Regions from separate parts of the Homo sapiens genome. Here region 2 is linked to region 1. A link is an interaction called in ENCODE POLR2A ChIA-PET data of the cell type or tissue named here. Cell type or tissue: IMR-90. All regions are shown on one strand. Links, peaks and the distances in the headings refer to the core of each region. The heading gives the core; the rest is flanking DNA.

The links. ChIA-PET counts read pairs that join two places held together with the same protein. Peaks named below come from ENCODE experiments on the same cell type or tissue, not always from the same donor. Only the 100,000 strongest peaks of a DNase experiment are listed, where the experiment ranks them.
Region 2: POLR2A ChIA-PET joins it to region 1 with 5 read pairs; 3 of 35 experiments call an interaction of 5 or more read pairs at or near these places.

What each region holds. Positions count from the first base shown.
Region 1 is chr7:39,748,155-39,750,964 of GRCh38, reverse strand. All of the region lies in intron 1 of LINC00265 (long intergenic non-protein coding RNA 265), which reads right to left. Among named protein-coding and RNA genes, the nearest start is that of LINC00265, 16 kb to the right of the region's middle. RefSeq lists an enhancer at 419-1,256. In IMR-90, for the core only: no CTCF peak of the experiment used is centred there; a DNase peak (open chromatin) is centred at 1,614; H3K27ac peaks cover 304 bases.
Region 2 is chr7:39,531,612-39,534,421 of GRCh38, reverse strand. No RefSeq gene overlaps it. Among named protein-coding and RNA genes, the nearest start is that of YAE1-DT, 33 kb to the left of the region's middle. In IMR-90, for the core only: no CTCF peak of the experiment used is centred there; no DNase peak of the experiment used is centred there; H3K27me3 peaks cover 493 bases.

The DNA of each region.
Region 1 (2,810 bases), core at 115-2,614:
TTAGGATAAGTGCCACAAAGAAAAATAGCTCAACATAACATAACAGTGCAAAGAGCAGCTAGGGAGAACATGTTCTGTTTAAGTAGGAAGATCAGGGAAGACCTCTCCCCACCAGGGTGACATTTGATCAAAGACCTGAACGAAGTGAGGGAGTGAAACGTGAGGTCACCTAGAGTAGGGGTTGGCAAACTTCTTCTGTAAGAAGCCAGACAATAAATATTTTGGCTTTGTGGGCCATACAATCTCTGTTGCAGCTACTCAACTCCGTCCTTGTAGCAGGAAACCAGCCATGGATAACATAAATAAGTGTGGCTGTGTTCCAATGATCTCTTATTTTATGAATGGTAGAATTTGAATTTCATGTAATTTTCATGTATCACAAAATATTATTTTTCTTTTTTTCCCAATCATTAAAAATTGTAAAAAATATTGTTAGCTCAGAAGCTGTACAAAATAGCCTGTGGGTTGCATTTGACCCATGGACCATAGTTTGCTGATTCTTGATCTTAAGCAAACACATTCCAGGAGAAGCAGCAATTCCAGCCTGGATGGGGAACATGCATGACTTGATGACAGAAAACAAAAGAAAGGTCCATCCCGAAACATCAGTTAGTAGTCATTATGGAAGACAGCCCACTACACTCATTCCAAATGATTTTTACCTAACTTCCCAACTTCTAACTTTCTAGCTAACAACTTGTTGTATATTGAGCACCCGTTGAAAGACAGACACCATGTTCCAGAGAGATGGGCGGATTGGGAGAAACATCTTAGAGGAAGTAGGTATTGAACTGGTTTGGCTTTGAAAAAAATGAACAAGATACCAACAGGTGAGTCTGTTGGAGAAAGACTATTCTAGTTAGAGGAATAACCTGAATAAAGGCATGAAAGTGGGAGAGTTCCATGGTGCAGGCTAGAGATTCTTGTAATCCCCATCAAGTATTGGGTGTATGTTGCATATCCTAACACTTTGAAAAGCAAGCCCTAAACAATGGTACTCAAACCCTTGCCTGCATCAGAATAGCCTGGAGGACTTGTTAAGCCGACTTGTTTGTTAAGCCAACTTTCTAGACCATTCCCCCAGGGTTTCTGATTCAGTAGATCTGGGGGAACACCAGAGATCTGGGGGAAAACCAGAGAATTTGCATTCCTAATAAGTTCCCAGGTGGTTCGGATGCTGCAGACCCTGGAAGCACACTTTAAAGAGCCACTGCCCCACAGGGTTGGCTGCTACAGAGGAAGAGTGGGCTCTAGCAAGCTTATATTGCCTACTTTCAAAGTGAGGGTGATACCTCAGAAGTTTGCCTGAGATCAGCTATAAAACATAATAGTGCCAGGTCCATCCTAGGCTTGCTTGTGCATGAATTCTCTTCCTGTCCTGTAGTCTTTCCTGCAACTTCTAAGCCTTTCCCAGAAGGACTTAAAATTTGTAAATGCATTTCATGTGGTGCTTCTGCTTCTAGATTATTTTAAAAAGTCATAGTGACATGTTTGCCATCAATAACAAAAAAAGCAATAATACGGAGTGGTGTACATCACACCAAGCATTCAGAGAATCCTATGATGTCATCAAAGGGACAAAATAATTGGAGACATTTTGAAAATGACTCATACAGTGAGTTTGTGTATCCTCCTCATAAGTTAAAGGCCAAGATTAAACTCAAGCTCTCCAGCAGCTAAACATATCATAATAAAACTTCCCATTTGCAGGTACTACTGATTTTTTTTCTTATTCATTCTTTTAGAGTGACAGAGCAGCACATATTTCTTTAAAATCCTTGACTTGCATCAAATTTCCAGTGATTGAAAGGCAAGCAGTAGAAAGACCAATATGCCCCGAAAGAAATAGGTTTTGGCAAGCTGGGCATGGTGGCTCATGCTTGTAATCCCAGCACTTTGGGAGGCGGGAGAATCACTTGAGCACAGGAGTTCGAGACCAGCCTGGGTAACATAGCAAGACCTCATCTCTACATATATTAAAAGGAAAAAGAAGGGGGAAAAATAGGTTCTGGCCAGGTGTGGTGGCTCATGCCTGTAATCCCAGCACTTTGGGAGTCTGAGTGGGAGGATCACTTGAGCCCAGGAGTTTGAGACCAGCCTGGGCAATATAGCAAGACCCCATCTCTCTATATAAAAAATAATTAATTAAAAAATAACAAAATTAAAGCAAAAAAGAGATAAGTTTTTAAAACTCATCTGGCCTGGAAACCACCAGGCCAGATGTGGTGGCACCCACATCTGTAGTCCCAGCCACTCAGGAGGCTGAGATAGGAGGATCACTTGAGTCCAGGAGTTCAAGGCTGCAGTGAGCTATGATGGTGCCTGTGAATAGCCAATGCACTCCAGCCTGGGCAACATAGTGAGACTCTGGTTCTTGAAAAAATAAATTAATTAATATTAAATCCAACTAAATATATGGAGCAAAAAATCAAAGTTTGAATTCAGATCAGTTTGATGGTTTGCTGAGCTTGTTGCTGACTAGTCTCTTCTAAGGGATAAGGCCCTGTCTACAGACTAAGGTTGGTACCACACGACCCTGTTCTCCATAGCTATGGCTTATTGGGCACTTGATCCAAGGGTGGCCTATATCAGACTGGCCAGCAATCTATGATGTGGCATGTCTTAGAAACCTGAGCTGGGCCAATCAGATTCCTCATTGAGGAACTGATAGTTAGGAAATAGAGGGAGACTGGGCTAATTCACCATTAGAGCTAGCAAAAGTCTCCTGTGGGCCATGTGCAACTCATGAGTATGAAGAGGCTTAGCCATAAAGGGAGGAGGACAGAATGGACAGATTCACAAGAAAGCAG
Region 2 (2,810 bases), core at 203-2,702, 220 kb after region 1:
GAGCCCGGCTCTGGCTCTCCTCTGGCTGTGCCTTCCCCATGGGATGAGAAGTTCAGGAGACCAGGATTATGCCCACCTGGAGCCCATGCCCCCACTACTTCTAGACAAAGCTTGACCAACCCGCGGGCCGCAGGCGGCCCAGAATGGCTTTTAATGTGGTCCAATACAAATTTGTAAACTTTCTAAAAATATTATGAGATTTTTTTGATTTTTTTTTTTTTTTTAGCTCATCAGCTATTTTTAGTGTTAGTGTATTTTATGTGTGGCTCAAGACAATTCTTTTTCTTCCAGTGTGGCCCAGGGAAGACAAAAGATTGGACACTGCTGTTCTAGACCATCCTTCAGTGTCAGGGACACTGGGATTCCCTGCCCAAACACTAAGGTTTGCCCTTTTGAGGGCTAATAGTGCCATCTGTGTGCCTAGAGGGTGGCCGACAAGTGGTTGTTTGGCAGGGACCGTGGTTGCAGGGAGACAGAGATGTACACATGTATATGGAAGAGGTCTTTATGATCTGGGCAGAACTAGAAGAGGCATGAGAGAAAGGCATGAGAGGTGGGTTGTGGGCCAGGGGCCTCCATTTGTATTACTGCCCCAGGGCTGTAAATGTTAGGGGTAGGCCCGAATGGGAGTCCAAGCTTAGAAATTTTCAAGCAAAAACACTGGATTTGCAAATAGTTCCTAATAAGATTGAGCTGGCTTGCCCTTTTGCTAGATTCAGCCCCAATTGCTTTTACTTCTATCTGCCAGGTCACTAATAGTTCACAGCAAATAGTTCACAGTGATAGCACTTGTCCTCTTAGTCCATAGCTATAGTCCTTGAGATGCTGGGGTAACAAAAGAAGAGAAAGACTGTCTGGCATAGAATTTAGAATTTTAGCCTGACTCTGAGAGGCACACTTTCATGGAGGCTTTGGAATCAGAGTTCTGTCCTGAGACCTGGATAAATTGGGCTCCTGGCATGGGCTTGCACTTCAGGGGGCTCTACTTTTTGGAGTGACTCCCTTGAACTTTTCTATTAAATAACTTCCCTTTAATGCCTGGGACAGGCAGGAGTTAGCAGAACCAACCAGGTGGGATTCCTTGGCTCTGTCTCAGGGCCCATGTTATTCCTGGTGCCCATTTCTCCCTTTTTGGGCATTCTCCCATTCTCTACCATTGGATCTGGGGTTAACCAGATGGCCCAGGACCACTGAGGCTTGTGTCAATCACGTTGTCTTGACATGGACATGGACTAGGACTAGGAATCCAGTTCCAGGGGGGCAGCCTGGAGAGCAGATAGTTCCTGCTGGCCAGCTAGTATTTCTTTTGTAGGATCACATAGAATTGGGCTGCCAGGTGGTGTGGATATGCTGATTTGGTGACTCAAATAGTTTATGTAGATAAGGGCTTTGCAAAAAAAAATATTTGCCTGGGCCCCACACACCCTAGGAGCAGCCCTGGTCAAGCGCTTGTGCAAACGGCAGTTGCTTCCCCCACAATTCCTTCTAAATCTGCGGTCTCCCAAACCCCATAACAAGGACTCACATTCTATAAAGAGCAGGAACCAAGAGGCAGAGGGGGAAGTCCTGGGTATTTAATTCCTCTGCCTTTGATGTAGATGGTCCAGTCCTGACTTTCCAGCTGAGTGGAGACTTGCTCTTGGTTTCCACATGCAACAGTGACCTGCTTGAACCCCACAGGGAGGAAGATGGAGGATGCCTCACGAGTATTGAGGGTAATTGGTAGTGGCTTTGAGGAAGATAATGTCCAATCTCTGGCAGAGGCTAGGGAAAGGGGTAACTTGAAAAGGTGAAAAGGTGTGACTTTCATTATTCTGTCAGTAAAACTGAGTTTCCAGCACAGTCTGTAGGTCCAAAATAAACCCCCTCTTCATCCAATCTTCTGTTGTGTCTGCCCTAAGAAGGGTCTTGTGGAAGAGAGAAGATGAGCACACGACCGAAGGGCAGCACACAGCTGCTGCTCATAATGTGGAGAGTTGCAGTGCACGTTTGCTGGGCACATTACATCCATTATCTGGTTTAATACAATGATGAAATTTGGGGTGAGTACTGTTATTGTCTCCATTTCACAGACAAGGGAATAGAGATTAGAGTGGTGAAATAATTTGCTCAAGATCACGTAGCTAGTAAGTGGTGAAGTCAGGATTTGAACACAGGTTTCAAAACAGGCTGGAGGCCTGTTTGTGACCTGAGGGCCAAACTTCTATTGTGGGGTGAGGATAATCTATCCTGCAAAGGAAAATTTGGGGCCTTGAGGGCCTCACTGGGACTCAGGAGAGAGCTCTTAGATGGGCTCTGTTAGCTGATTTTAAAGAGCCTAAAGTACTTGCTGTGACCGATTTCTCTTTCTGCGATCAGCAGCTTCAGAGCATAGCACGCTTCAGCTGCTCTTAAAAGGTTACTGAAAAGTGGGTGTGAGGTATTGACATTAAAAAAAAAAGATCGTATTGTGGTTCTCTTCACCCAAGCACTTCAAAAACCTTTCTAAAACACCTCATGGAAAATCCCATTGTCACACTTTACAGAGTAACAACTGACCACACTCATTCAGAAAATCAATGGCAGAGTAAGTTTGATTTGAAGAAATGGAGCCGAACTCAAGACCCCTCTCGCAGGTCAGACCCAAATCACAATCAACTGTCGTTATAGTTGGGTCACCCTGGTCCTAGGTGATTTGGAATCTATATTGTGTTGGCACATTTTTAAAAAAACTAACTTGTTTATATGTGGCTTTTTTTCTTCTTTTTTATTGGGGGCTGGGAGGATGAAGTCTCACTGTGTTGTCAGGCTGGAGTGCAGGGGCATGATCT